Regions from separate parts of the Mus musculus genome. Here all the other regions are linked to region 4. The links are chromatin loops, found by intact Hi-C in ENCODE. Cell type or tissue: heart. All regions are shown on one strand. Links, peaks and the distances in the headings refer to the core of each region. The heading gives the core; the rest is flanking DNA.

The links. Peaks named below come from ENCODE experiments on the same cell type or tissue, not always from the same donor. Only the 100,000 strongest peaks of a DNase experiment are listed, where the experiment ranks them.
Region 1: a loop joins it to region 4, with 2.8 times the contacts of the local background. A loop is called at or near these places in 4 of 42 quality-filtered maps.
Region 2: it touches region 4 in a loop (11-fold over the local background); 21 of 42 quality-filtered maps call a loop at or near these places.
Region 3: it touches region 4 in a loop (4-fold over the local background); 11 of 42 quality-filtered maps call a loop at or near these places.

The regions. Positions count from the first base shown.
Region 1 is chr6:97,755,229-97,763,272 of GRCm38, forward strand. No RefSeq gene overlaps it. Among named protein-coding and RNA genes, the nearest start is that of Gm24565, 29 kb to the left of the region's middle. In heart, for the core only: CTCF peaks have their summits at 4,277 (motif pointing right) and 6,257; a DNase peak (open chromatin) is centred at 2,413; H3K27me3 peaks cover 235 bases.
Region 2 is chr6:98,379,090-98,387,133 of GRCm38, forward strand. No RefSeq gene overlaps it. Among named protein-coding and RNA genes, the nearest start is that of Gm32646, 20 kb to the right of the region's middle. In heart, for the core only: a CTCF peak has its summit at 4,498 (motif pointing left); no DNase peak of the experiment used is centred there.
Region 3 is chr6:98,267,316-98,275,359 of GRCm38, forward strand. All of the region lies in intron 2 of Gm765 (predicted gene 765), which reads right to left. Among named protein-coding and RNA genes, the nearest start is that of Gm32535, 13 kb to the left of the region's middle. In heart, for the core only: a CTCF peak has its summit at 4,426 (motif pointing right); no DNase peak of the experiment used is centred there.
Region 4 is chr6:98,103,308-98,108,307 of GRCm38, forward strand. No RefSeq gene overlaps it. Among named protein-coding and RNA genes, the nearest start is that of Gm32592, 120 kb to the right of the region's middle. In heart, for the core only: a CTCF peak has its summit at 2,107 (motif pointing right); no DNase peak of the experiment used is centred there; H3K4me3 peaks cover 444 bases; H3K27ac peaks cover 238 bases.

The DNA.
Region 1 (8,044 bases), core at 1,688-6,687, 350 kb before region 4:
AGGTGGAGAAGGTGAGGGAGAGACAACAAAGATATGAGAATGGTACTAAGGTATGGGATGGCATTTTTAAAATGTGTGAGTGTGCACACACCCATGTGTATGGTCTTACACATGATAAATCCATCCTGGTTTTAATCATGCTAAGCCTGAGCTCTACCACTAACTTCTACTCTGAGCTATATATATATATATATATATATATACTTAGAATAAGTCTTGATCTTATATAAAAAGTTTTACAAAGCACAAAACCATGGTAATACCTGCCCCTAGGAATACCTACTATATGCTGGGTAATATAGTAAGCACATTGGTTTACTAAGTCTTTTGATTTGCATGGGAGTAGCTATTGAGACTAACCTGCTTTAGCTGGTGGGTAATCCAAATGCAGAATTGAAAAGCATCTCTTGACTACCAGAGCTTCTCAGCTGCTAGGCAGCTACATCTCCAAATCTATACAGACATCATCTCCCATGACTCTGAAGTCTGTCAGGACACAGCTGGGGGTCATTCTGCCTGACCTGTCTGTCACTCCCTTGCCTCCGGCTCAACACTGTCCTGAGAAAGAAAGAGAGACCACCCCATCTTTATTTGCCCAGGACTTGGCAATGTTCAAGCCCAAAGTCCTATTTTCCCAGAAATCCCTCTGTCCTATGTAGACTGGGATGGGTGTCAACTCCATCAAGAGGATGTCCCATAGGAACCAGCATACTGCTTACCTTTCCAATGACTATGTAAATGACTTTAATAACTTTGTACACACACAAGGTATTGGATTGGGGATTCAAAGGGGACACTGAGGCAGAGTTTCCTTTTGGGTAGAAGTTTATTAGAAGAGTTATTCAACCCATGGACATACAGGAAGGTGTATAGCAGGAGATCAGTGTCTCTGAGGAGAGTTCAAACCCTTGAGGCAGAGTGGCAGACCCTTCATCAAGGCCTTAGAAGAGGGAGGTGCCATATAGTCAGGCTGTCTCTTGGTTCCCTTGGCAGCAGGTTGGGGGATTCTAGGGGTACATGAGTTAGGGTGTATCCATTATAGGGTTAGGGAGGTGTGTCAGTACCATATCCCTCTGATGTCATAGAGTCTGGTAGCCTAGTCTTGAGAAGTGAACTTCACAGGACATCAAAGCAGTCATACTAACGACTATACTTAGTGGTATTTGATAAATTCAGCTTTGTAACAGTCACCATCTCTTCTTAATTTCAAGAGACCAAATGTTTATCTACAATTTCAAGGATCAGAAGGAAACATGCAAGAGCAGTACAGCGACTTGTCTAAGATTGGATAATTAAAGTTGGTGCTGTGATCAAACTCATGTGAGCCGTCTGAAGCTGTTTGGAAGAATATCAGCGGTGGGAGGGAGCTCAAGGATTCACTCTTATTTTCATGGAAAATACTGAATCAATGCTTAGGACTTTGCCACTTTAGTTCCCTAACATTAGTCTAAATAAACAAACGTGCATGGTGCTGTATCCTTTCCATTCTTCATCTCCAACCTATTCATGTTCCTCCCAAAGGAACAGTCCACAAGGATGCCCGATCACAAGCTGGAGATTAACTAGAAGGGAAATCAACAACTGTGTTACATACAGCCTCAGGAAAAGCAGGAGAGAGCAGACAGAGGCTGTCTCCAGACTGTAGGTCAACCAGAGAGCAGCACATGCTACAATGTCTTTCCTGTCCCAGAACCCATGAAGTCCAAGTTTGCAAAATCATGGCTTGCTGGAGTCACAAGAAAACTGTCGTGTGTGTGTGTGTGTGTGTGTGTGTGTGTGTATGTGTGTGTGTGTGTGTGTGTAGGACAGCAGTTAAGTGTCTTCCTCTATTGCTCTTGTGGTTTTTGTTGTTGTTTGGTTTGTTTTTTATTTGATTATTTGTTTGTTTTCTGAGACCATGTCTCTCATTGAACTTGAATGATGATCTGACTGGAAAGCTCTAAGGAGCCACCAGTCCCCATCTTCTCAATGTTGGGTTTTAGGTATGTTCCACTGAACCTAGCATTTTAAATGGGTGCTGAGAACCTGAACTCGGGTCTTCATGCTTGCAAGGCAAGGATTTCATTATTGACTGAGCGATCTCCCCAGCTCTGAGCAGATACACTTTCAAATAGAGTGTCCATATCTTATCATCTAAGAGAAAATTTCAAAACAGTTCTTGGACAGGACATCAGAATAACAAGCCAAACAGAGGCTGTCCGAGACAAAAGGGGACATGTGGTTACTTTTCTTGAGGAGCAACTTGCTAGAAGGCTGAGAGCCATCACTCCTTAGTAACATCCAAGAGCAAGGGAGAAGAAGCAAAACATATTGAGAAATGAAACCCTTAAACGGTGAAGATCAACCCCAGCCCTGCCAAGCTGAGTGAAACAGCCAGGAAGATTAAAATCAGTTGATTGCAAAATGTTAATAGAGGAGTGAGGAGTGAAAAGCCAGAAAAGACACACAAAAACATAAACCCAGCCAAACAAATGGGTCACAAAAACCTGGGGCCTGTCACACAGGCAGAAAGAGAGCACTCCAGGGAGAGCCTGTACTAGACCAATTAAGTCTGATGACTAGAGAAGAAAATACATTTCCAAAGGAAGAAGGTCTAAAAGGGGATCAGCTGACTTAGGAGAAGGCCAGCAAAGGACTCAGGAAAAGCGCTCTGGAGATGTTAACTGAGAAACAAAGAAGCTGTGCCAAGAAAAACCACCTGCTGGGCTGGAGAGAGGATTCAGCCATTAAAGTGTTTTGTTCTGCAAGCTGGAGGACTTGAGTTCGAGCCCCAGAACCAAAGTTTTTTAAAAAGTGGGAATGCTTGAATGCAATTGTAATCCCAGTGCTGGGGAGGTGGAGGCAGGCAGATCCTTGAGGCTCAATAGCATGACACCCTGTCTCAAAAAAAAAAACCTGATGACACCTGAGCTTGACCTCTGTCCTTACGCATGTGCACAGAAACACATGTGTACTCCACGTGAATACACACATGCAAACTGTTAGAAGGAAATTGTTATGGCTTATTTTTAGTTTTAAGTGTGTTTAGGCCTCATTAAGTAATCACAGGGAAGCAAGAGGCCCTAGGCTCCTGTCTTCCACAGCTGGCAGCTGGCAGCTGCTTGTCTAGGTACTCTAAGTTCATTCCAGTGCTGCAAACCCATAGGCAGTCGGCTACATGAGTAAGCTTGTATAGCAGAAAAGGAGGTGATCTCAAGTCTCAGGACATACACTAGATAAGGCTGTGTGTCCCAAACTCATAGGGACACACAGGGCTTTAGGGCCGAGGCAATGCTAGGCACTGAGAAGATTGTATTTCCCAAGGAACTCACTCAGTCAGGGAAAATGTGTGTGTGTTCGTGTGCATGTGTTACTGTTTCGTGCCACATCAGCCATTTTTGCCCTTTCTTTACACTGACACCCAAGTTCTCATGGTCATAAACTATTTCCCTTTCACTACTCCGAGTCTCCAGTACTCTTGTTATGCAGTAAGGACCATTGTTTCTCACCATACACACACACACAGAGTCATCTACTAATTCAGGGTCTCGTCCAGCAGAAGGTTTCTTGTAGCCTCTAAGGTCATAGACACAGGCACAAATGGCAAATACTGCTTCCAGCAGGGGACCCATCCTTTAGGGACTGGAAGGTTAGACAAATGGCTCTGTGTGTGTGTGTGTGTGTGTGTGTGTGTGTGTGTGCTCCCAGAAATAAGCGAGATTAAATGTGGAATTGCTTAAAGCTTAGCAAGGGTATTCTCTAACTCAAGCTCCCCACACACACACTTACAGGTCCCATTCTGACAGCTTGATGGATCCTCCCTGGTTTCCCATTGTGTACAGAGCTTCAGATCTGTGTGGGCTTTAAGCAAATACCACCTGTTTTCTCTGCAGCAGCTGTTGCAAATAGCAAGGATGGATTGGGGCTCCGAATAGGGTCCTCAGTGAGAATGGGAGGGAGAGACGGAGGACAGGCTCTACAGAGTGCAGCTACAGCCCTTTCATCATTTTGAGGGACCACTGACTCCCCTGGGTTGGAATGCTCTGCAAGAAGTGTGGCCCGATTTTTTTGTTCATTTGTGACTGTGTTCTCCTTCTCCTCCTGTGTGAGCCTCTCAGAGCCTTAAAAGCTTGGATTCATCACTCTGTGGATGAGTGACCTTGGATGTAGCCTTTTGGTCTTAGTTTTCCTGTCCGTAAGCAAAGGAAAACTACAGCTGTCTTTGTGGCCACTGGACACATGGATCGAAAAGTCTTGGGGAAGTCTCAAGGGACTGTCTGTCCTGCGGCATGTGCCAACAGTAGATGGCGCTCCTTCTCCTTTGCCAAGACAGAAAAGGTTAAAGGACCAGAAGAGTTGAGTCTTCCATAAAACAGTATGAAGGTACCCATATTGGCATTCAGTCTTTTGCCTCTAAGGTCAACACAGATGTTGGTCTCAGCCTTCAGCCAAGTCCCTATCCCAGGCTCTGATTGGGGGAAAATCTATACACTGTAGTGGTTTAAATGTGACACACATTTTGTGAGCTCCTGTGTTTGAATACTCGATCGCCAGCTTGTGACACCATTTGGGGAGGATATAGAAAATTTTGGAGGAAGTGAAGCCCATGGAGATGTGGGTGAGCAGTGTCTATGTCATGCCTTTGCTCCTGTAGCCAACGCCACTCCCACCCCATCAACACCGATGCCTTACTTCCCATGACACACTATACTCTCAAATGGTGAGCCCAGTCTCTTAAGCTATTCCTGTCAGGGGTCTGTCACCTGCACAAGAAAAGTCCTTATTAAGTTGGCCATTACTCATACTGTGAACTAGGCAGGATGCCGCTGCAGGGGAAGGGATAAACTTACCACAGCATGTCTAATATGGACAAGAGAGGCTGGGTTGGGTGGCTTGAAATGGGTGGGGATCTTCTAGTATACAAGTGAAAATGCTGTCATTGTAGAGAGCAAGGGGAGTGTGGATCCAGACACCATACTTCAGATTTAGCTCATTTTAAAGAGCAGATGGAAGCCGTGTGATCGTTCATGTCTATAATCCCAGCATTTGGGAAGCAGAGGGAGGGGCATTGGTGTGATTTCCTTTGAGGTCTACTTATTAAGTTCTAGCCCATACTGGGCTACAAAGTGAGGCTGCAGGTTAAAAAAAACAAAAAAAAAACAAAAAAAAAACTGGAAACAGATTAGAGCTCTGTGGCAGAGTGCTCACTCAGCAAATGCAAGGGTCGGGGTTCAAGCTCCAACACTACAACAAACAAACACACAAAAACAAAACAAAAGCAGCTGGGATATCCTCGACAGTGTACCTGCTTTGTCACATCAGAAAACGAAGGTCCTTGGCTCTGTGACTTCTAAAACAGAGACATTTAGCATATAGGAATGAAGAGGCTGCTATGTTAATTTAACGTGAGGGATTGTGATCTAAAACCACAAATGGACCCAAGAAGTAAGCAGTGGGCAAGGCTGGGTTATGCAGCCATGGTTCTGGGAGGGACTTCCCAGTGGCAAATACACATTTGGGTGGATGTCTAGTAAATTATAAAGTCTAGGCAGATTTGCTTGCTTGTCCTGTGAATAAGAGAGAATTCTTTCTGCCTTCTTCAACCTTCACTATGCCAAGTCACACATTTTCCTGTCCTTATAAACTTCATCGGGATGGACTATGAAGTCTTCCATACACCTACTCCTTCAGTAGAAGGCAGAGAGGGAATGTCGGAGCATGAGACAAGTTTCACATCACAGCAGACAGGAAACCCGAGGAGGAGATAGCTGCTCGAAGCTGCTATTGTCGGTTTGAGAGTGAGTGGATAGCAAAATCATAACCTCTTAATTCTCAGTGGTCAAACATCATCTTTATTGAATAGGTGAGCATGTTGCTACCTGGGAAATAAGAATGACTGGTTTCAAAGTGGGATCTGAAACTAATTCTGTTACATGGTAGGACTACCCGCAACTAACTATTTATCATCCTTATCTTACCCCTGATCTTCAGAGGAGACAATAGATTTTTCCTTCCCCATTTTACTTACCTTCAAAATCCACTGTCCCACCAACCACCCAATGCAGCCAATCAGTGCAAAGAGCACAGGGAAACTTTAACACCAAGAGGGGGGCAGGGCAGGTGGGCTGTACTCAATAGGGCAACACAGAGAGGCAATCAATGTCATTTGAATATCATATGTGGAGGAAACAATTATGAAGCCCAGGGAATTGTCCCAAGACTGGTTTGGCATTGAAATTCCGGGCTGGAAGACCTGGAGGCCTCAGAACTGTGTCTGTGAAATTCCACAGGGAGGCAGCATGCCCTCATGGTGTCTATAACCTGAGGGATTTAGGATGCTAATTTTTGCTTTCACGGGCAGCAGAAAGCCTCAAAGAATCTCGGGCTCACGTGTCTATCCAGGCCCTTCTCTTTCAACATTTCAAAGCACAGCTGGATGCTGGGGGCACAGCTTTGAGAATTAAGGACAGCAATGACACTGTTCCCACACTGGAACCCAATGTTTTATGTCATGTAACCTCCCTGCAATCCCTGAGCATCATCTGGTGTCCTGTCATCATTTCTCACCCAAGGACACTATGGCTCAGAGTCATGTCACCATGTGAACTGGGAACCTTGATTTACTGTATTTTCTTTGGAAAAGTCTTTGGACCCTGCGGTGATAGAAGGAAGGAGTCTTCCCAGATTGGCTCTGTGAAATCATTGCTTACTATTTGGATGCAAACTTGAAAGACCAACAGCAAAATGGTGGTAGTAATAGTTGGTATTTAAGAACAATGCCAAGCACAATGGCGAGGACTTTAAATATGTTGTGCCACTTAATCCCCCAAACTATGCGTACTGTCCCAAAGGTAGTTGTGTGCTCAGAGCAAGCAGGCTTTGTATACATTCTTGCTTTAATCTGTGTTCTTCTCCGCAATGATTATTTTGCTCAGTGCTGTGACCAAATATCTGATGAAAGCAATTTAATGGGGGAAGAATTATCTTGCTTCATGGTTTGAGGGTGCATCTCTTGGCAGGAAATTCATGGTGGTAGGAACATGGGGTATGTTGTTGGTTATTTCTTCCCTGCCCCTTTCTTGTCCTCCCAGAAATTCTATCACTATTTATTCTGTTGAATTTATCTTCTTGATGGTAATATGATTAAGCACATATTCAGAGATGAGGAGATGGTTAATTTTGCTTATATTCCGTTCCTTCTCCTTCCCTCCTTTCTCTGTACACGCTTCCTTTTCATGGAATTTCTAGCAGTTGTGTTTCTCTTCAGTCCTGCCTTTAGACAGGGTCTTTATTCACATTTGTACCTAAAGTCTCTGAGATTCTTTTCTCCCACTGGAAAGGTAATAATGAACACATATTGGTGCATGCATTTTACCGCCTTAAAGCTTAATGCTTGGCAATGGCTGCTCAGTTCTACCTACCTACTGTGTTCCCAGTTGTGCCTACTATGGTCCCACTTTATAAGGAAAAAAAAGCTTTTATTCATTACATTTTTTAAGATTTATTTATTTTATGTGTATGAGTATTCTTCTAAATATGTATGAGAAAGGGACATAAGATCCCCTGGGGCTACAGTTATAGATGGTTGTGAGCCACCATGTAGGTTCTGGGAACTGGACTCAGGACCTGTGGAAAAACAACCGATGTTCCTAATCACTGAACCATCTCTTCAGTCCCTATAAATCAGGACGCTAAGGCAGTAGAGCTTCAGGGACTTGCCTGAGAGCACATGGTCAGCATTCACACTTTATTCCTGGAGTTCACAGACTTGCTAACCCTCTTCAATGGGAGTGGGGTAAGGGAAGGATTTGATGTTGTAACATATTTATAATTCAATACTGAATGCATGTGGGACAGTAAAACTTGTGTGCCAGGAAGCTTGGTAAGGTAGAGCAGGTTGAGACCCGGAGATTCGGTGGGCACACACCTGAGACTTAGGCGACTCCATGCTCCCTGCAAGATTCCTGTCCTGGAACACGTGTCACACCCCCCACATAAGGAAATGTGACTTGTGATCTTGTAAGCTCAGAACAGAATTCTCCATGCTAATGAGGTACCTAGAGGC
Region 2 (8,044 bases), core at 1,603-6,602, 280 kb after region 4:
TCTAGGTATTATATTAAAATTCTAAGCAACAGTTTGGGTTCTTTTATGATCAACAAATACAACATTTTAAAGGCTCAACTTTAGGTTTTGATGCTAGAATGTTTCTGGGGTCCCTGTTCTCTCTCTCTCTCTCTCTCTCTCTCTCTCTCTCTCTCTCTCTCTCTCTCTCTCCCTTTCTGTCTGTCTTTCTTTTTGTTTTTGAAAGGATGACATCACTGTATAAGATTCGTGGTTTTTTTTTTCTTAATGCTTATTTAGTAGATCCTTGCATAGAAAATATCAGGGAGGCATCAAAATGCAATGAGCTGGAGATCTGTAGGAAAGGTCTACCTCACACAAAACTTGCATAATCATTTCCACACTGAAAATTGAAATTTCAAGGATAACTATAAGAGTGTCTCAGATGCTGTTAGACCAGCACTGTAAAGAACACCCACAATATGTTTATAGTGGGGTTCCTCAGTTTTCTCTCTTTGTTCTACTGAAAATGTCCAAAGGAAAGATATCCATTATTGACACTGGAGAGCTGGTTAGGAATGTGGCTGGTAAGGGTGACCATGTGTTGAAAACCACGTCCCCAATGTCATTTGATGATGGGCTGTAGATGTGGGACCATTGAGAGGTAAGTAGAGTTAGGTGAGGTCACAAGTGTGGGCTTCCGTGAGATTAATGGTTTTGTAGGAAGAAGGGAGGAGACACAAGTTCACCATTGACTCTTCCACTCTATCTGGCTAAGGTGTTACCCTCCACCATTTTATAAAGCAGTAAGAAAGTCCTCCTGAGATGTAGCCCTTTCATCTTCCCAGCCTGCAGACCTGCAGAAAATAAATTTTCCTTTCTGAAGTGCTCGATTTGTGGAATTCTTTTATAGATGAAGAGAATTGACTAAGACAACAAGTGGTCCTCGCCAACCAGTGCACAATCTGTACCAAGCAAGGTTCTGGCTTCCTCCTATCTCATCCCTTCCTACTGTAGGGAAGGTCTCCATTTCCAATAAGGAGGTAAAGGTACTGAGGTTAGTAATGCCAAAGCTCAATGGAATATATGTGATCCAATAGAAAGGAATATGAATTCGAGGGAAACTTAAAATGCTCAGAGGGATGCTTGAAATTACTTTCATAATTTAAAACAAGGGTGATATTTAAAAAAAATAAGTAGACAAGAAAAGAGAACTTTAGTAATGAACAAATGCAAAACTCTATTTTAAACTTGGAGGGTGGAGTTCTGAATATCTTCTAGAAATAAAATAAAACAACAAAAAATACTATGGTTTATGTTAAGCAAACACTATCGTTGAGCTGTAACCCAGCCCATGGTGGTCCACGCCTTTAATCCCAGCAGCAGGGAGGCAGAAGCAGGTGGATCTTTGAGTTGGGGACCAGCCTGATCTACAGAGAACGTCTGAGGACAACTGGGGCTGCACAGAGAAACCCTGTCTCAGAAAAAAATGACATCTGCATGAGGAGGGAAAGTATGTGATAAAAATGCAGCCAACTGGAAATAAAACACCTTGGTATCTTTCAAATTAAACAATAGAATCACCACCATTCTGTCACTGTTTAAAATGTCCCTGCATGAGATGGGGCATTACAAAAGCTAAAACAATACCACAAAGTCTTCATTCACTTAGGTAGGATTTTATTCCTCAGAATACATCCCATTGAGAATACATTAAAAAATCTAAAACTAAAATTGGACAGATTCAGTACTGATCCAAGAGCTAAGAGCATTACTACTGGGCAACATTAATGGTCATGGTAATGAATTTCATTTACCACATGATTTTATTTGTTCATTTAGCTGCCTTTTGATTTTTATTGTTTGCATATTCAAAAGAAAAATTCTCCAAAAATCTTTAGTAAATCAAGAATAACAAAGACACACAGATTGGTCAAGATCAATAAAAAGAAATATAAATTAGTGCTGTCATCCCTCTTTGGGAGCTATTTGCCTTGTATGTTTCAGACAATGTCTCGCACTAACCTGGAAGCTCTTTAGAACTCTAGTCTGGCTGATCAATGAACCCCAAAGATCTACCTCCTCAGTGCTGGGGTTGCAAGCTCATGTCACCGTGCCTGGTGTTTTTACAGATGTGGTGGCAAGGGCCCATATGCAGCTTCTCAGGCACTGAGCCGCTTCCCAGCATGGTCTCTGCTTCTCAAATACCTATCATGAGGGAGATTCTGTTGTTTTCTCATGAATGAGCAATTAACTGGTATTTCCTTCTACAGTAAGAATATTCATTCCATAAAGTCTCTTCTTCTAATTTAGTGCTTCTAATTTTGCTGTGGTCTGGGAAAGCACACAGCTAAGTTTATTAATAATCATAACTCTAGCCACAGCAGTAATTAGACTGAGTGTTTCTGAACACTTTCTTTATCCCAGCCAATAACTGTAATCGGTGCTTATATTCTTTATTATAATTCATAGGAAGCTGAGGATTAGCAGAGATTCAGTAATTTGCCCGAATTCCTGTGATAAAGCATCCGATCTTGAAGCATAGCAAACTGAGCTTGTTGGTACAGAATGGAAATTACTGGGGTGGAGGGATGTTAATCAATAGCCCTCAAAGGGTGACTGTGCTATTACCAGAGCTGTATATTCACGGAAGACAAGAAGACTTGGGGTGTGCTCTGAAGGATTTCAAGTACATGTGTGTGGGGGTGAAACAACCTTTAATTACATAGTGAGACTATCCACTTATATTTTGGTTGATTTGTTTCCTCATTTAGTTATTGGTGCTGGCTATGCACCATGCCATGAAAAGAGTTTCCAGCCCCTCAAAAAAAAATTTTTTTTTTAAATTCAGTTTCAGGTTCTCTGATTATGTCAAAGAGAAGGTCACAATGAGGAGATGTTGGTAACATGTTCTTAGTGTGTTATTTAAACCCATTCAAACACCTTTTGGGAAACAGGACTAAAATATAAAGCTTCTAGAATTGATATGGTGTGTGGCTAGAAGCTACTAATATTTTTTTCTTTTATTATTGTCTTTCAGGGCAATGCCTGCTTATCCAAAGTGAAAATCGTTTTCTCTGCATAAATGTGATATCTCCCTTTGAAAGTCTAATATTTATTTTGTTATGTTTTCAGAAATACCATTATTTTCATAAAGTTAAGCTGTAATGGATGTGATAAAAAAATCCACGAGGATTACCATAAATGATTAAATATTTAAAATGCATCTAGTAGAAGGAAAATTAATTTTCAAAGTGAGAAAACAGTCCATGAATTGGAAACAATTTTCTGTGTTCAGAAAAATCAAGGTCCCTAAATGAAAGAAAGAACAGTTGATTCTCACTCTTGCCACGGGGTCTGCCTCTCTGAATTGTAAGTTCTAGAAGGTCTTTTGTACTGATGGGGTAGCACACTCAGCTCTTACAAACTACTGACAATTCACAACAGTCTCACCAACCATTTGTCAAAACCAGCCATCACCAAAAATTAAATTACACTAATTTCTATTTAAATAATTCCACTAGAACAGAAATACACACTCAAAACGTCCTATATTTTTGCTTCCATTTGCCCTTGAAGTTATTTGTGTCTACTGTAGGGTGGGCTGGCAGTGTGATCTCGTGATGTGCGACTGTACATCTGCCCCGCATCAAGTTCAGCGGCTTCATGTTTGAAATTTACCATGGTGTGAAGAATTTACACTGTGAAAATTGGCAAAGGCTGTGAGCCTGGTTCTTTCCTCCTGGAGAGCTTTTAACGTTTAACAGCTCTAAGTGCCGGAATGAAGGGCACTGGATGTCCATGCTCCTGACCCAGTGATCCCTAATCGATGCTTTTAGTCATTGACTAGGCCTCCTGACCTAGTGATTCCCTAATCAGTGCTTTTGGTCATTGACTAGGCCTTCTTGACAAGATGTCCTGGAGACCTCACTGGCTGGAAACAGCGAGTCATTGGACCTGCCCTGGTTGTATATGGTAGAAGCAGGAAACTGCATCTCCAGTCCCTCCTAGAGAAAGGGAATATATCTTCTGGGGTTTTTTCCCTATAAAATTTAATGCTGGCTTGCTTTTGTTTATATTAATACTTTTTCATTAGAATGTGTTTAGCAGTGTCTTGGCAAGAAGGAACACTCTTCAGAAGTTTGAGTACTTTTCTGAATGATAGAGACTTATCCTTAAGAAATCCATAAAATGTAAAGGAAGCCAAAGTAGACAGTGATAAAAATGTCAGTTGTTGAAACAGAATTTATGGCTTTGGTTTTAATACTAGGAGTGTTTTGAAAATATCTTGTCTCTTATCTTGTGCACACAGTGGCTCTTATTCAGCTGAGAGAGAGGTTAAGTGAGAAACGAGTTGGCTCGCCAAGGATAGATTTGTCCCGCCCACCCCAGCCCCCAACACACTTATACACTCATGCACACATACTCTGATGTTAATTTGATTTGAAAATGAAAAAAAAAAAGAAATATCAGGAAACATCATCATCAATTTCTCTTCTTACAGAAATGATTATTCTTGCTTGAGTGCCCTCTGCTGGAATTCCTCATATATACACATTGCCTCTACTTATAAGGACAAGCTGGAGGCCGTGAGTAACTTCACGTTATGAGCAAGACATAGGATGTGCAGAAGCCCGGTGTGCAAGATTAGAAATAAAACTGAGTTAAGCATTAAATGCAGTGGTCAAGTGTTGATTTAATTAGCCATGAAAAATAGCCACGTTTTGAATGGATCAAAGAAAACAATTACACATAATGGGCGAACTGAAAACAATCTACTATTACTGAAAGAGAGGAATGCTTTAATTAAGCTAAAAGATATACCTAATGTTAAATGAGGTGGTTACAACAGCTGCACAGGAAAGCTGTTTAGCTGCTGATTATAATATGAGAGATCAGAAGGACTGGTTAAATGCAGCTAATAAAAAGGCAACCTTATTAAATTGTATTACTATTATTTAAAACTATCTTGAGCCCTTTCCCATCTTTGGCAAGTTGGGTAGCCATATTGAAGAAAATATTTAGAAGACTCTTTTAATGTTATTTCTGATACTTTATAGATATACTGTTGGTATTATTTAGAGAAAATTATTTTAGAGAAAGCAGTGGTTACATAGCATTAAGACCTCAGGATGGATTAGGTGAGAATGTATTGATCTTTGTTAATAAGGCTTTCCAGACCCTGAAGAACACACATGAGTACCCAAGGCTGAGCTGATGGTGAATGTGAGCTTTGGGGATCCCACTGTAACATGTCATTTGGAGTAGTTTTACTATGAAGATCCTCTCTTTCTTCGGAGAAATTTGAATTAGTGAGGAAAACAGATTTTTCGTTGTACATTTGCTATTCAAAGCCTAGGGCTTTGTTGTCTTCACCGTCTTCCTTCAGTGTCTCTGTCATAAACAAGGGGATTAGAACGATGGTAGGAGATGGGGAGGGAATGAAGGGAAGCTGGAGATTTAATAGAAAGAAAAGAAAAAAATAGTTTCCCACATTATCTGATTCTATTCTTATCCTTTGTACGGCTTGGCGCTCGAGTTAAGACTCTCGTGTGCCAAGTTTCCTGAATTCAGCTCATAGATTCCGCCTTGGTTCAGTTAGCATTGTTTCCAGTGCTGGGTAACGGGTGAGGACTGTTCATTCTTTTCAATAGGAGCTGCTTACTATGCAAGCAAGTCATGTTTCTATTGCAAAAACAGTGACAGACAGACAGACAGACAGACAGACAGACAGACAGACAGACGATAGAGACACAAAGTTATTCACTAACTCAAACTAAATGTCCTCTGTCCTTTCCAGATACTTCTGCCAACAAATATTCATTTAACACATTTCTGACACTAATTTGAAATTTGAAAAATAAATCTGGAGGTAGAGTTTGAGGCTAGAAATGCAATTGGATTTAGTTTTGTGAATGCCGTAAGATAAATGCTTAATCATTGACTAAGATGCTACCATCTAACACTTCTTAGACTGGGGCATGATGAAACTTCATAATATAAATTCAGAACATTCAGATTTTTTGAGAACTTTTTGACTGCTAAGCTGCTTTAGAATTATACATTCATATTTTAGAATGAGGATATCAAAACATTATATATCGAGAATTTAACTCTGAATGAAGAAGTAAGCCCTATTTCACTCAGAGGAGTGACCCAACCCTGTGTCAATCATGGAGCTGGGACTGTAATCCTGGGATTTGTGGCTGTAAGGACATGGTCCTTAAGCACAGATGGCTTCTTAGCTAAAAATTACAGAAGTCTCCTCATGAGTCATTATCCCAGTTATATGTGAGGGCTAAGTAGAACAGTGACCACTTAGGTGCCGGGCAAACGGAGGCGCTTTTATTACATTGGCTAAATAAAGGATGCTGCGTGACATTTCTAGAGTGTGTCTCCCCAGAATTCTAATAAGTTGCACGTGCTGTCGAGACACTCTAGAATGGACTTCCCACCCCCCCACCCCCAGCATTTTAGGATACATTTTTGTTGTCTGTAGGCTATCGTTTTTTGTTCATGTTTCCAGAATCCTCTTCGGGGAAATGATCTGACAGACAGCCTGCTCCCAGAGCAGCAGCCCCGTTCCCCACTCGCCTCTCTGCAGCATCTGCATTGGGCATGAGCCCGGATCCAGATTTACGAGACATATGTAGACACTTCTCCCTTTCTTGGCAAATGCATAAATAGACTCCTACTGTCTACATGTAGGTACTATATAAATACAGAGTTGTGCATACTCTGTGGATGCCATGTATCATTTATCCACGTATTTTTAGCATCACCAACACATTTACATATGCTGTCACGTTTCAAACTGCACCTCAATATAGTGCCTTTTTCAACATGATCTCGGCAGCAGGCAACATCATTCCTTTAACATTTCCACCAAAAAAAAAAAAAAAATGAAGATCAGAAAAGCCAGCAAATAAAGCCAAAAATAGAAGACAAATTTAAAAATGGATAACACTTTTTACTAAGATGCTCTGAGATAGTATAGAATTAGCTGGAACAGCGGACTGAATCCTGATCTGGAATTTGATTTATGCAATCATTTGAATGTACCTCATATGCCTGGGTTTCCTAAAATGAATGTTTACCCTTTGGCCATTCTCTAAAGGCAATATCAATATGCAAACTATCCTTGCAATTTGATGCGGAATGCTTGTAAAACATGGTAGCAAAAGGGAAGGATTCTTTAAATACGATGAAAGAAGTCAGAGACTCTTCTCTGGGAGAGAAAGCATCTTAATCGATTCTTAAAGGGTGGGCACAAACGTCGAAGACTTTGTATAAAACCATGGAAAAATTAGAAATCGACTGGCCTAATAGATCAATCCCAAGATCAAACATTATAAACTGATTGATCTAATAGATAACACCCAGAGGGTTCAATTGCTTAACAAGAACCAGTCTTTAATAAGAGAGCATTCAAAGGGTCCCAGGACACGCCTTTCCTGCCCTTATCGAGTCCTTACTGTGTATTTTTTTTTTTACCTTAATGGCTATGTAGCTATGGTAGATGAGTTTAAGAGATTTGAAACAGAGTCACACCAACGCTTTTTCAGACATTTCCCTTAAGAAGCAGAGCCTACTGTGAAGAGAAATGTCTCATGGAATGCTAAGTGTGTAAAAGAGAGGGGCAGTCAGCTGAGTCTGTATAAAATGAGGGCTTGGGAAAGGGGAAGGATACCAGTTACATAGCACACGGACTTAGATGAAAAGGCACATGTGAATACATATGAATGCACAAATACATTCTTTTGTACACACATACATATATGTAATTTCTCCAGGTCACTGAATGTCTTTGTACTTGTAAGTTGTACATGAAGCTGTCTGCCTCTGGCCCTGTATAATTGCTTACTACGGCTCAGGGAAATTTGAAGATCCAAGCCCGTATCTGCTCCAACTATTCCTGCTCTCTTTTCCTCCAGGAACTACTGACGTAGCAGGAAACGTTTTGGGGATTCAGCCTTGGTGATAAAACTATAGTGTGAAAATTAGCTACTGAAAGAACTTGTTAGGTGCAGCTCCCAAATACCATCCCCACTGATGCTGATTCTAAGGTCTGGGGTGGAGCCCAGGC
Region 3 (8,044 bases), core at 1,858-6,857, 170 kb after region 4:
GGCAGGGGCAGATGTATCCCAGGAGCCTCTGAGTCTGTACCTGGTTTCCTGGCATATGCTACACAAAACAAAGAGACTCTGCCTAAATCAAAATGAGAAGGGAGAACTGACACGTGTGGTTGTCCTCTGACTTCTGATCTTGTACATGTGTGTACCTGCCCAGACTCACAGGAACACACACACCTCATACATACACAACACACAAGATTTTTAAAAAGAACCAGAGAGAGAGAGAGAGAGAGAGAGAGAGAGAGAGAGAGAGAGAGAGACCAAGACCCCTATATTCTCTTGTTGGCATTTTAAGACTGTTATCTGAGGATGAGAAGGCTCCCTGCAGAAGACACATTTAACACAACACTATAATTTCCACGTTATTCACTAAGTGTCTCACTCTGCCGCTGCCCTCTTGCCACCACGAGTGCCAGAGGCAGTAATGGGGTCAGTGCGAACACTTCTCCAACACTCAGGATCCACCCTCTGAGACCAGTGGAGTTAAATATCAGTCAGACCCACGCTTTGTGTTCTGTCCATTTCCACATTCATCTACACAGCTCTGCCTCCAGTTCCGCTCTCTATTAAAACCATGCTCTTGACAACATCGCTGTAATTATTGCCCCCACCCCCACGCTTAACCATCCAAGAAAGAAAGGAGCTGGATGAAATTCATGAAATGAAAACATGGCATTACATCTTCTTTTACTTTTGCAAAGGGTGGGGAAAGAGAGCTGTGTTTTGACTAGAAATCAGGTTTCCATGAGGATTTTCGATGGGAGACAGACTACGCTGATGGGCTCACTGAAGACAATGGAGGGCAAAGCTGTTTGGAAACTTGACTTTGATATTTCTGGGGTTCTGGGAAAGTTACAGAATAAATACATAATAGTCATTTTTTTATGTAAGAAAAGAATTTTTCAAAGCAGTATGTCTCTTTTTAAAATATACACCTTTTTGTACAATGATGAGCTAGCCTACAAAAAAGAATTCTGTTTTATTTTTTTTTGTTTAATAGGAGAAAGTAATTTATAATATTGATATGTCAATATGTTTTTCAATAAACTTCTCCCTGGATTTCTCTTGAATTCTCGTCAGTGTGTAAGAATTATAATTATCTGTCTTCCTACCTTGAAAGCACTATAAGGTAGTCATTTGCCGAGTTCGGCAGCTCCAGGCAGCACTAGAATAGGGATGTCATGACTCAGTTAACAATGCTCTGTTAGTCACACCTTCCTTCTGATAGCGTTCTGTATCTCCCAAGCACTGTGCATCAGAGATCTACCTCACGGCCTTTCTCTCCTGTGCAGTGTTATTACTGGAGTCAGTGTATACTGTTTTGGTGCTTTCTGTCTGCTTCAAAATCCTCTTCTCAGTGAACATGATGATGCCATGTTCAGCTCTGGCTGAAGAGATGGCTCTTTGGGCAAAATGCTTGCTGTGTGTATGAGAGTCTTAGTTCAGATTCCAAGAACCCACACCAAGGCCAGCCACAGACGCTTGTTTTGGGACCCGAGTACCTGGGGTTTGGGGGATGAGAAGAGATGCACAGATCACCCTGGTGTCATCCTGGGGGACCCATCTAGCTTAAACAGGATGTTCTAGGTGAGAGAGAGAGAGAGAGAGAGAGAGAGAGAGGGAGAGAGAGAGAGGGAGAGAGAGAGAGAGAAAGAGACAGACAGACAGACAGAGAGACCCCAACTTAGACAATAAGGTAGAGGAGACAGGGACAATTAGAGTGACACCCTGGTATGGATCCCTGTAACCCTTGAAGAAATCTGGTCCTGGCCTTGAGCATCTGTAACACTAGGAGACAGAGACAGGCAGATCCTCGAGCCTACTGACTAGTCCAAATGGCCATGTTCAGTGAAGACATCCTGACTGAGCACAATAATGAAGATATCCTAAAGGTGACCTCTTGTCTCCATAGGTGCACACATGGGTACATGTTCCTGCACACATTTGCACATAAATATGCAACAGTGACAGAAAGTCACTAACTCCAAAGTTTGTCTTTTTAAACTTTACTTCTCTCTCTCTCTCTCTCTCTCTCTCTCTCTCTCTCTCTCTCTCTCTCTCTCTCTCTCTGTGTGTGTGTGTGTGTGTGTGTGTGTGTGTGTGTGTGTGTCTGTTCATGTGCTTGTAATCATGTGAGGTCATAGAACAACTTTGTGGAACCACTGCCCTTCTTCCTTCACTACGTGAGTCTGATGCTTTTGACTCGTCACAAAGCCAGCTTAGCAAGTGCCTCTCTCCTGCTTAGCATCTCATGGGCCCTCATTCTAAGCTTTCTGTACAACATTTGAAAAAAAAATGTTTTCCCTCTGGATCAAAAGAGGCCTAATGTACCTTGAATCAAGAAGGTGAGGTAACGGAGAGAGTATATTTTAGTGCTAAGAACACAAGCACTTCAGATGTATTTTCTTTAGAAGTTCTATTCTTTAGCTTAAAATAGACACTGGTATTGTTGAAATAAATTTTAATGAGATCCATTTAGACAAATGTTGCTCGTGGAAAGAGTGCTGGTCTCCCAGAACTTGAAAATCTTGGTATCAAAGCTTTGATCCCTCACCACCCAGCAATGTGTCTTTGGGTATGATGCTTATGTGATTAAAAGGGATCTGGAGGGAGGGAAGCCTACCAGGGTGCTCTTCAGTTTGTCTCCATATTGGGGAAGATGATAGACACGCTTCAGGATTGATGAAAGGTCCCTTTTTTTAAATGAACTCTTGGGAGCTGGGAGATGGTTCGGTGGGTAAAGGTGCCCGGGATGTGAGTCTGTTGGCTAGAACTAGAGAGCTGAGACCTCCCTAAGAAGCTGGAGGTGGTGACGGTGCACATCTGTAATTCCACAGTTCCCATTGTGAGATGGGCAGCCGAGGAAGAAGACTTGACTGGAAGGTCCCAGGCCAGCTACACTGAGAGTGTGCAGTGTGGCAAGGAGAAAAAAAAAAAAAAAAAAAAGCCTAAGTAGTGGCCCTGTGATCTTCACACATGAACAGTGACACTCTTGTACCTTCACTCCATTTATGCAAACTTTTCTCTCTCTCTCTCTCTCTCTCTCTCTCTCTCTCTCTCTCTCTCTGTGTGTGTGTGTGTGTGTGTGTGTGTGCGCGCGCGCGCACATACGCTTTCCCCCTTCCTCCCCTTCCCCCTCTCTTTCTCTTCTTCCCCTTCCCCCTCCCCAGTTGCTCCCATCCATTAGTTATAGCGCCATACCTTCCTTCCTTTGAAGGAAGACAGCTGTTAATAGTTCACCTACTAATCCAAGAAATTTTACAGACTTAACATGTCCAAGTTCTCTGCTTCCTATTTAGAAGCCCAAACAGAGGCTTTTAGAAGCAGTCAAGCTGGGTCTTAGGAAAGCCACTATGGGGCATGGGTTAGAGAGTGAAGTAGAGTGTGCACGATCATTTTATTTAACTGTCCTTATTTCCAATTTGGCCTGTAAGTCAGTTACAGGCTTTTCCTGATGCTATTTCCATGCTCACAGGCTGCTGTGACATCCGGTTGTCTCTTTTGTCATCTTTGTTTCTTGCTTCTCCTTACCCAAAGAACTGAGCGTCTTTTTGGATGAAAACTAAGCCCTTGAATGTAGCAATGCAGAGACGTTGGTGACCCTTGCTGCACTGATTTCAGTAGAGTGCAAGGCTGAAGTCAGAGTGAAATGATTTGGGGGGGGGGGGAGATGCAGATACGGGGAAGTGGAATGTGATCACCAGTGCTCTTCAAGCATGTAATGCTAGCTAAAGGGAAGTGTACTACAGATTTCTATGCTTCATACAAAACTCTGTAGGCAGAGTATTATTGCTAGCCTCACTTTAGAAATGTCACAGACAGGAAATCTAAATTGCCAAGGGATGACTGTTTACAACAGAGGTAAAAGAGTAAGGTGGTTACTAATATACAAATGAGAAACTTTAGTAATTTCAGATTTGAGTAGGTCGCTGCCATCATTTGACTATCATGTGCTAGCCATGAACATCATGTGCTGAATATTTCAACATTTAGAACTGAGAAAGGAGTTAACGCTGGTGTGGTCTTCTCTACTCTTAAGTAAGAGGCCTAAATATCAACAAAGTAAAACCATGTGATAATACCCAAAGCAGGAGAAAATATACAATTAAACTATTTCGTATTTCATCGTAAATGGAAAACCCTGAGCAAGAAAATCAAAGGTTAATTTGAAAAGTAAGCCATGCTATCCTCTTTATCATAAGTACTTTTTCCTAACACTCAAAGAAATTGCATGTGCTGTCACTAATTATGAGCTACTAAAAGATTATCCTTTGTGCATAAAATTTTAGTAATATTTTTACTTACTTATTTATTTAACTTTTTGAGATGTGTTTATTTTTATTTTCTGTATTTGCGTCTTTTAGATACATTAACATCTGTGCACCACATGTGTGCAGTACCCTTAATGACCAGGAGAGGGCCCCAGATGTCTTTGGAACTGCAGTTACAGAAGGTTATGAGCCACCTTGTGGATGTTGGAAATGGAACTTGGGTCTTCTGTGAGAGCAGCAATTGTGCTCTTACCTGCAAAAATCTAGTGGAAAGATACTGGGAAGTCTGGGTAGTAAATTCCAGGACTGAGATTGTGGAGTCCCCCATAGAACACCCAAATATTTTTGTGACCTTTATTTTAATTTAATTATCAGCATTATTGAATGCCTGTATGAAGGAGAATCCTTCCAAGAAGGAAAGTGGCTTAAGAATCTAATGCTCAAGTAGTGTCAAGGTTGATGCATGTGCAGAAAGATGCCTAGTGAGGACATGAATAGATCTAATGTATCAAATATACACAGAGAAAGTTCTCAGAATTCTGTTGTTTTGTTCATAAGGATTGAAGCCAATGGCCAAGGCTGACTGTATCTAGCTGAGACTGTTATTTACATCTATACGTTGATCTTGCCCAAAAGATATGTTGGACATAATATACATCATTCCATGTGGGTCTTACACAATGCCACATGGTTTCTTATAGTTTATTCTGTGTTTGATGGTCAGAAGAAGGCAGAAAGTACAGAAGAAAGTTACAGAGGACCCTAGAGACATCAGGGCCACAGGAAACAAAAGCCGGTGTCACTGGGTATCAGGAGCCACCTAGGGATTCTAATTGCATGGAGTTTTCCGTAGTTAGAAATTATGATTTTTTTTAAAGTTTTGTAAAATCCAGGAGTCACTGTTTATTACTGCCACTGTCAGTCACTAAGGCTGATTACACGTCTATTTGATCAATCTTTAGTTGTGCATTCATCAAGGGTATATATTGAATACTCATTATAGAACTATGACGAGATGTTTAATACTTATATGGTATACTTCATACAAGAGGAAATAATCTATGCTAAATTCTATCATTGTCATTTAGTTTTTAATGGATATTATCCACTGTTTAAAAAAGTTGGATCTCTTGGACATGGTGGCATTTTCTCAAGATAGAATTAAAAATGATGAGGTTGGGGTTGGAACATGCATAGTTAGACACAAAAGGCACTCACTAGACTGTACTTTGTCTTACATTCAAGAGCACTATGAACTGCATTGGGAGAAGGCTTCTCACTTCTTTTAAGAAAGCCAACATAGCTCCACAACAGCCAGTATGGGTCTTTTCATTCTATAGGCTAAAGTGTGAGATCCTTCTGCTACACTCCTAGAATAACAATAAAGAATACTTTTAAAAAATAACCTACTGTGTGTAGACTGATGTCACATCCATCTTGTTGACAACAAGTACCACACTATGGTTCCCCAAACCTGTGGCGACTTACAGTTTGCATAGGTAAATAGTGAAATAATTAGATATGCTATATCTTACTACAACCTTAGCCAACTGAAGGTCTGAATAACAGAGATTGCTCTTGAAGTCGGTGGGTGGAAGCTGTGTATTTATTGCTTATTATTTAATATCTAGTCTCACTTAACAAAAGTAAATAAGTGTGGACTATGTTAAGTGCAAGCCCTGATTTCTTACTCAAAGATTCTAGTGCTTCATTTTTAGACTTCTTCAAAACTGGTGTTTGATCTATGCAATACTTTCCTCCTTACATCATTCCTTTGAGAGTTTGGAGGCCCACGCACGCTCCAGCAAGACCAAGGGGCACCCGTGAATTGAAGTATGTTGCATACCCTCCTGACCTCTGTCCTTGCAGCTTCCTCTTACCAGCAGTTTACTAAAAATATAAACTTGAATTTGAGTCTAAAGATCTAAGCTCATTCACATTTCACTGTGCTGACGCTCGGGTGAGCCTCGCAGGCCTGGCACAGAAGCATTATGGGGCCCCACCTCTGTTCTCCATCTGCAGACATTACCTTCCAGACAAACAGACCAACTTCATGTGTCTATGAACACACCCTAGGCATTTTAGAATGTGTGTCATGCAGCAGATATAAGATTGCCTGCAAGGGACCAATTGGGAAGCAGAAAGAGGTTTTCTTGAAGGAAACGGGACCTACAAACAATAAACAGGAGAGAAAAGGTAATAACAAGGAGTAGGGGTGACGTGTTGCACTAAGATGAGGGCTGCTGATTCTGTGGGCTTTACAGGCAGAGGACCTAGTTAGTCAGGAAGCCAAGCTCCCTCATCTCCTTTCTTCACTTTCAGTGCCAAGCGGTTTCTTCCTCCCTCTCTCTGAGTTGAGCCCCAACCCTTCAGCTCCACAAACTAGTCAAAGTCACCAGTGGGAAGGAGCCTGCACCTAAACTGCACCCTAGATGTATTCCGTCACAGCTGTATTGCTATAGTCTTCAAAATGTGCAACAGCAGAGGCAAGCCCTGAAGGGTGCTGTGAATGACTTCTGAGTTGTCTTTGGAGATTCTATCTTCATAGACTGAAGAGCTCTCTGGCCCTGCTTGGGTGCTCCTGAACTAATCTCGTGCAGGGCCCTTGCCCTGTTAGTTGCTAATTCAACTCACTTTGCTTTGTCAATGAAGCACACGCAAGTGTAAGAGGAAGGGAGAGAATTAGTAGTGAGGAGACAACTTGGGTAAGGAGTCACAAAAACAAGTTCTCATGCTGTTCTCTGTGTGAGCATGAATGTGCCCATATACCCATGTGTATGTGTACTTGTGTGTGCCCATGTGCCTTTTTCCTGCCAGGACTGATGCTGTGTCTACAGCAATCATGGTTTCATGATGGCTGTTTAGTGTTGTAACTCCCCATAGCAGTATTGTCTACTCCTTCTGCCCGACTCCTGCCTTGCTACTAATGAATGTGTTTGACAGGCAAGGGTCACTTTATTATTGTGACATAATGAATTGGGAGATGTGATTTCCAAGTGCTGAGGCTAACGCAGTGACACTGGCAGGGTGACGTTTTCACCCCAAGGTGCCCCAATTGTATACTCGACACACTTGGAAGAATAAATATTGATCTGCTCTGGGCAGATGTGCACAGTGTGAAATGTTAATGCTTTGAAAGGGCGTTGGATGTACAACATAGCTATTATTATGACTGTTATTATAAGGTATAAAATCGCAGCCAGTGTCTTGTCTGTACCCCTATCGTCATGATTACCCCCGCATGTTGCTTGCCACTGTGTGTGGACCACTATGCATGAGACTGGGAACCTTGCTGAGGAGCTAGGCCAGGTGCATTGATCTTGAGACTGCCCACAAAGGAGAAGAAGAAAATAATATCGTGACATCAAGCCCTGGTGTCTTGAGGCTGGGGATTTGCTCAGTGGGTAGAGCACTTGCCTAGCATGAGAGATACTGTGAGCACTGCGTAAACTGAACACAGCTATAATTACAGGACTTTGGAGGTAAAAACAGGAGGGACAGAAGTTCAAGGTCAGACTTGACTACATAGTGAGTTTGAAGCGACTGTCACAAAAACTCTTGAAGACTGCCAGTCTATCTCATGACCTCTACTCCTGCTAGCAGGTTAGAAATTTTCCACTTATCTTCCTAGTGTGATTTATTCTTTGGTATAAAATGTTTCAGGGGCTGGAGTGATGGCTTAGTGGCTTAGAGCGCTGACTATACTCTCAGATGCTCCGGGTTCTTCCAGCAGCACAAAATCCTCTGTAACTCCAGTTCTAGGA
Region 4 (5,000 bases), core at 1-5,000:
CCTCTCATTCCTTCTCCTTGACAAATGTCTTCATTGGCAGCGGATCTTTTATCTCCCCGCTTCTTCCCACCTTTCCTTTTCTCCTCTCTTTGAGAACAGATGAACTTTCTACAGTATCTGCATAGGATCATTATTCTACATGAATTGTATCTCCCCACTCAATGCAACTTTGTGAACATTTCTGTGTTCTCTCTCTCTCTCTCTCTCTCTCTGTGCTTTTTTTCCAACCTGCCTACAGATGGGTTTCCTGTGATTGCCTTGAACCACGAAGACACTTTCATAGGGTTTCTTGCTCTTCTTTAATATGCAGAGGTGCATAGTCCCAGTGGCAGCAGCCACGAGTACCTTGACAGTCAGCCCTTCTCATGATGCCCATCGGTGTTCTTCCTTTATCGAGTTCAGATCTGTGGGCTTCCTCCAGAAACACAGCCACAATTGAGTTGCTTAGCACTGTATTGGTCTGTTTCATGCTGCTATAAAAAAATACCTGAGGTTGTGTATTTGTTTTTTTTTAAAGCCTATAGTTTTGGAGATAACCTGTTTGTCTCGTAAAGGACCTTCAGTGACATGAAAACAAACAAATATAAACACAAAACTTAAGGTCTGTGTTTTGTTTACTTTTTAATAACAGCTCACTCTCAAAAGAACTAACTGAGGTCTTATGAGAGCTACATCAATCCATTCCATGGGTGACTCCTAAGTGACATACTTACCTTATACTAGTTCTATGTCTTTAAAGGTCTTTAGTAGTCAGTGTTCTCTAGCAGAATAGAACTTCTAGATTGAATCTATCTATATCATCTATCTCAGTCTATATCTGGATAGAGGGGGTAGATCATTAAAATATCTTACAGGCTGTGGTCTAGCTAGTCCTACAATGGCTGTCTCCAAATGTCCAAGGATCCAGTAGTTGTTTTGTCCATGAGGCTAGATATCCCAGCTGGTCTTCAGGATATGCCAGCATTCCAAAGAAGTAGAAATTCTATTTCTACTAATGCCAGTGAAGGACTTAGCAGAGAGAGCTAGACCAAGCAGGCAAAGAGCAAAAGCTCTCTTCTTCCATGTCCTTTATACAGGCTGCCATCAGAAGGAATGGCCAAGGTGAGAGGTGGCCATTTCCACCTCAGAAGAGTCAAATCAAACGTGGGTCTTCCCATTTCAAATGCTTTTATTAAGGAAAAAAAGTCCCTCACAGGTGTTCCCAGCCATTTGGGTTTTAGTTAATTCCCAATGTAGCCAAGTTGACAACCAAGACTAGCTGTCACAAGTTCCCATACCTTTCAGTGCCTCCACATAAAAGACCAAGTTTAGAGTACATGAACATTAGGGGGCACACATGAGCCATATCCGAGTCCAATCAATCACACTTCCCTCAGACAGATTTTCCTTTAAAAATGCTTCTTACATGGAAATTCTAGACAGCCAGGATACATCCACCTCCATCCTTTTGCAGACTCTACTTCTCATCTGTCTTCTTGTCTGTGAATCTGACTCCTGTCATGGGGGCACAGCGCACAATAGGTTCAGAGCACAGCCTGAGTGTTAGCCTTTTCATCTCCCTTGCAGGACGTGTATCAGCAAACTGTGGTTGCTTCGAGGGACAGTTAAGGTGTTGTTTGTAAGGTTCTCAGCACCCAGCACACCTTGAGCGTGTTTCTGTTGTCATTCAAAGCTCCTTGCAAAAGATATCTTTCCTACAAGGTCCCTGTGGTGTTTGTTTGTTTGTTTGTTTTTGTTTTGTTTTGTTTCCACAAATGTCATTTATACTCCGTATCTGTACTGTTCAGATTTCACATATTTCACATTTTATAATTATATGACTAGATTTTAAGATCTCAGAAGGTCATAGAACTTCCCATACTTGTTTGGGCTCTAGTTCCAAGAGCCAAGCAAATATTTTTGTGGCTTCTGACAGATAGTTGTGCGATTTAAACATTAATTGAACATTTGGAGCAAAGAAAAGCACTGTACTAAGACACTGGTCCATCGAAGCTGATCAGAAATAAAATAGCCTGTATTTGAATGTAGCTAATATGCTCTCTTAAAATGATAATTTATATCTGAAGGCAGTTGTTGTCAGCTTTAAGAACCTGCAGTTCACCATCTGGCCAGAAGATGGCACAGTGTTCAAGCAATCGCTTCTCAAAGTGAAACCCAGTGGGGAAAAAGGAATGAAATTGCACTCGGACCAAGTTTATAGAGAAATGGGAGAAAGTGATGCCAGTTCAGCTTTGACACCATCCTAGGGCTCAGCAAGTGTCACGCTTTCATGTGGTGTCTTCCTTCTTACTGTCTAGCGTAATGAGCTGGAGGATTCTTCTAATTAGCTAAATATTATTGTACATCAGAGTGGGGCCAGGCTTCCTGTACATTCTTATTTGCGTTTTGCCAGCCAAAGGAAGAAAGCTGTTAGAGGCAGGGAGCAGATGTAAGAGAGACACAAAACACGCCAAGAAGTCACGGCACTGCTGTGGTACTGGAGGAAGCGATTTCCTTGCCTGTGTTTTTATTCTCATATTAGTAGAAGCACTTCAAATCGTTATGTCTTCCCGCGGAAAAAAAAAAGGCTTTTGCGCATGGCGTATCTACGGGTGCCTGTGTTCAGCATGTGTCTCAAAGTCTTTTCCTCCTCAGAAAGAATTGCACGAATGGGCTTTTATAGATTGTTAATATATCCACGGATGGTCTCAGCCTCTCTCTCCTTTACAATTATCAGCAATGTTCCAAGCCAACAAAGCAACCGTGCAGTTTGTTTAACTTTCCCTCTGTCCTTGGTTGGGAAATTCCGTGGAGGAAATTCAGAGTTGATCCACTATCTGGTATCAACTTTGTGCATCTCGTTCTTGCTCCACTTTTCTTTCTTCTTCTTCTTCTTTTTTTTTTTTTTAAACCATGTTAAGTCTTCTGAAAATTGAAAACTAATTTATTATCATGTACTTATTAGCACAACCACAAAAGAGGTCACCGGTCTTTCCTTTAATTTCTGTCACAGGCTGCAGGCCGTATTATGCTAAATCAAGGAAACGAGATAATTAACACAGCAACTCTGGCAAGTTTAATAGGTGAGTGATGAACACTTAGAGTTGAGCTTCAAAACCCATGTCTTAATTACCACACACCCCAGTGCCGTGAGGAGACTGGGGCCGGAAGCACGTGCCGCAGGTATCCTGGGCCAGGCAGAAGTTGCCACGAGTTTCCTGTGAAACTGTGATTAGATTGAGACGTGCCAAGGTGAGGTAAAAGTTTATTTTCTTTTCAGTTTTTATTTCGTGCTTATAATGTGGGGAGTTGCAGGTGAACTTGTATATGAGGATGCACGCATGTGTAAGGGTGCTGGTGGATGTGAGGGGGTTGGAAGGCAACTGACGGTTAGCCAGGAGCTGTTCCCTTTATTTGAGACGGCATCTCTCATTGGTCTGGAGCGCAGCAGTAATGATCTAGTCTGATGGGTTAGCTACTTCTAGTCTGCTTCTGCTTCTTCCATACGGGAATTCTGCATGCACATAACCATGCCTACGATTTTCCACACGGAGTCTGGGTCTCCAGCTCAGGTTTTCATGCTTCTATGACTGTGCAAGCCCCACCCCCTTTTTTGTTGTTGTTATTTTTAATCTTTAGCTATCTAGTTTGTGGCTCTTTGAGAAGTATCCATTGTACTGTAAGAGTTCCTACCTGGAGTCACATTAACCCCCGACGCCCATCCCATTATCCCTCTCCTGTGCCCTGGAAGGGATATTTCAAACAGCCTGGAAACACTGTAGGTTGTCATGTGTCCGGGACATGGTGCATCTAGCATTTGGAACCAGAGACTAGGGATACCACTAAAGCTCTGACGATGCACACACAGCACAACCCCCCCCCCCCCCAACCACCACCATAAGGAGTTGGCCCCAAGTGTCAATAAGCCAAGGCTGTGAATTCTGAGCACCAGTGACATTGTTTTTCCCTGCTTGTTGCCAACAGGTGTCACCACAGACCCTGTTCTGTTTGCAGTGCTATCAAAGAGAGAGCCCATAAACTCCTGAAACATATGGAACGAAATCCCAACTGCAAAGCGTTTGTGGAAAGCAGTTACACGCTGGTGAGCTGAGGCCTATGCAACCAAAATTGATCAATTACACAAATTAAGCAGAGCCCTTAAGGAGTTTAGTTTATTGGTCTGGACATCTGTTGCAGCATTGTCCAAATCCAAAACTCAAATGGTGCCTCCGGTTGCCAAGTTAGGCAAGAAAAATCTAGAAGCTATAAAAGCACAACCGAAAACCCTATATTAATATCAAGCCCATCTGCTGAATGTTACATAAATATGCAGACTTTTTCTTTTCCATGGGAGTAACATTTATTTTTACAGTGCCCAGTTTGACATTCTTAGGACATTCTGCTCAGTTTATTACGTTGTAACTTGAAATGTTTCTTTAAAAATGCATTTATGGTGTTGGTGTTAATCTTTTTTTTTTTTTAAGGATTTCTTCCACCTGCTTAACTCGTCATTAATACAGAAGTTCTTTTTCTTATGAGAAGAATGGGAAATCTTTGGACAAAGAGGCTCAGAAAAGATTCTGAGTCACACTTGTGTAGTGTAAAGGGAAATTATGTAACAGGCAGGGATGCTAATATTCCACCCCGCCCCTTTACAAGTTGAAATGTAATCTCCATTTTAAACTAAATTAACATCATTTCCAAACAGAGGATCATATTTATATCAGATTTATACAACCACATCAGATTACTATTAACATGTAAAATAGTCTCCTTTATGCTGTGGGTAAAAAATAGATTCGAGAGAATGATTTGATTTCCGCTTTAATGTCAGAGTTTTAAATTAATTGGAATGGACATGTTTAGGTTGTGCAAGACTCCGGGGCTGGCAAACCAGCAGGTAAGGACAGATTTACCTTCAGAACCTGTTGGGATCCTGGCATAAAGGAGGTATTTCAGTAGAAAAAGTACATCTGAAAAATCATGGTGTTTCTGTCATGTCCATCTGCCGAATGTTAAAT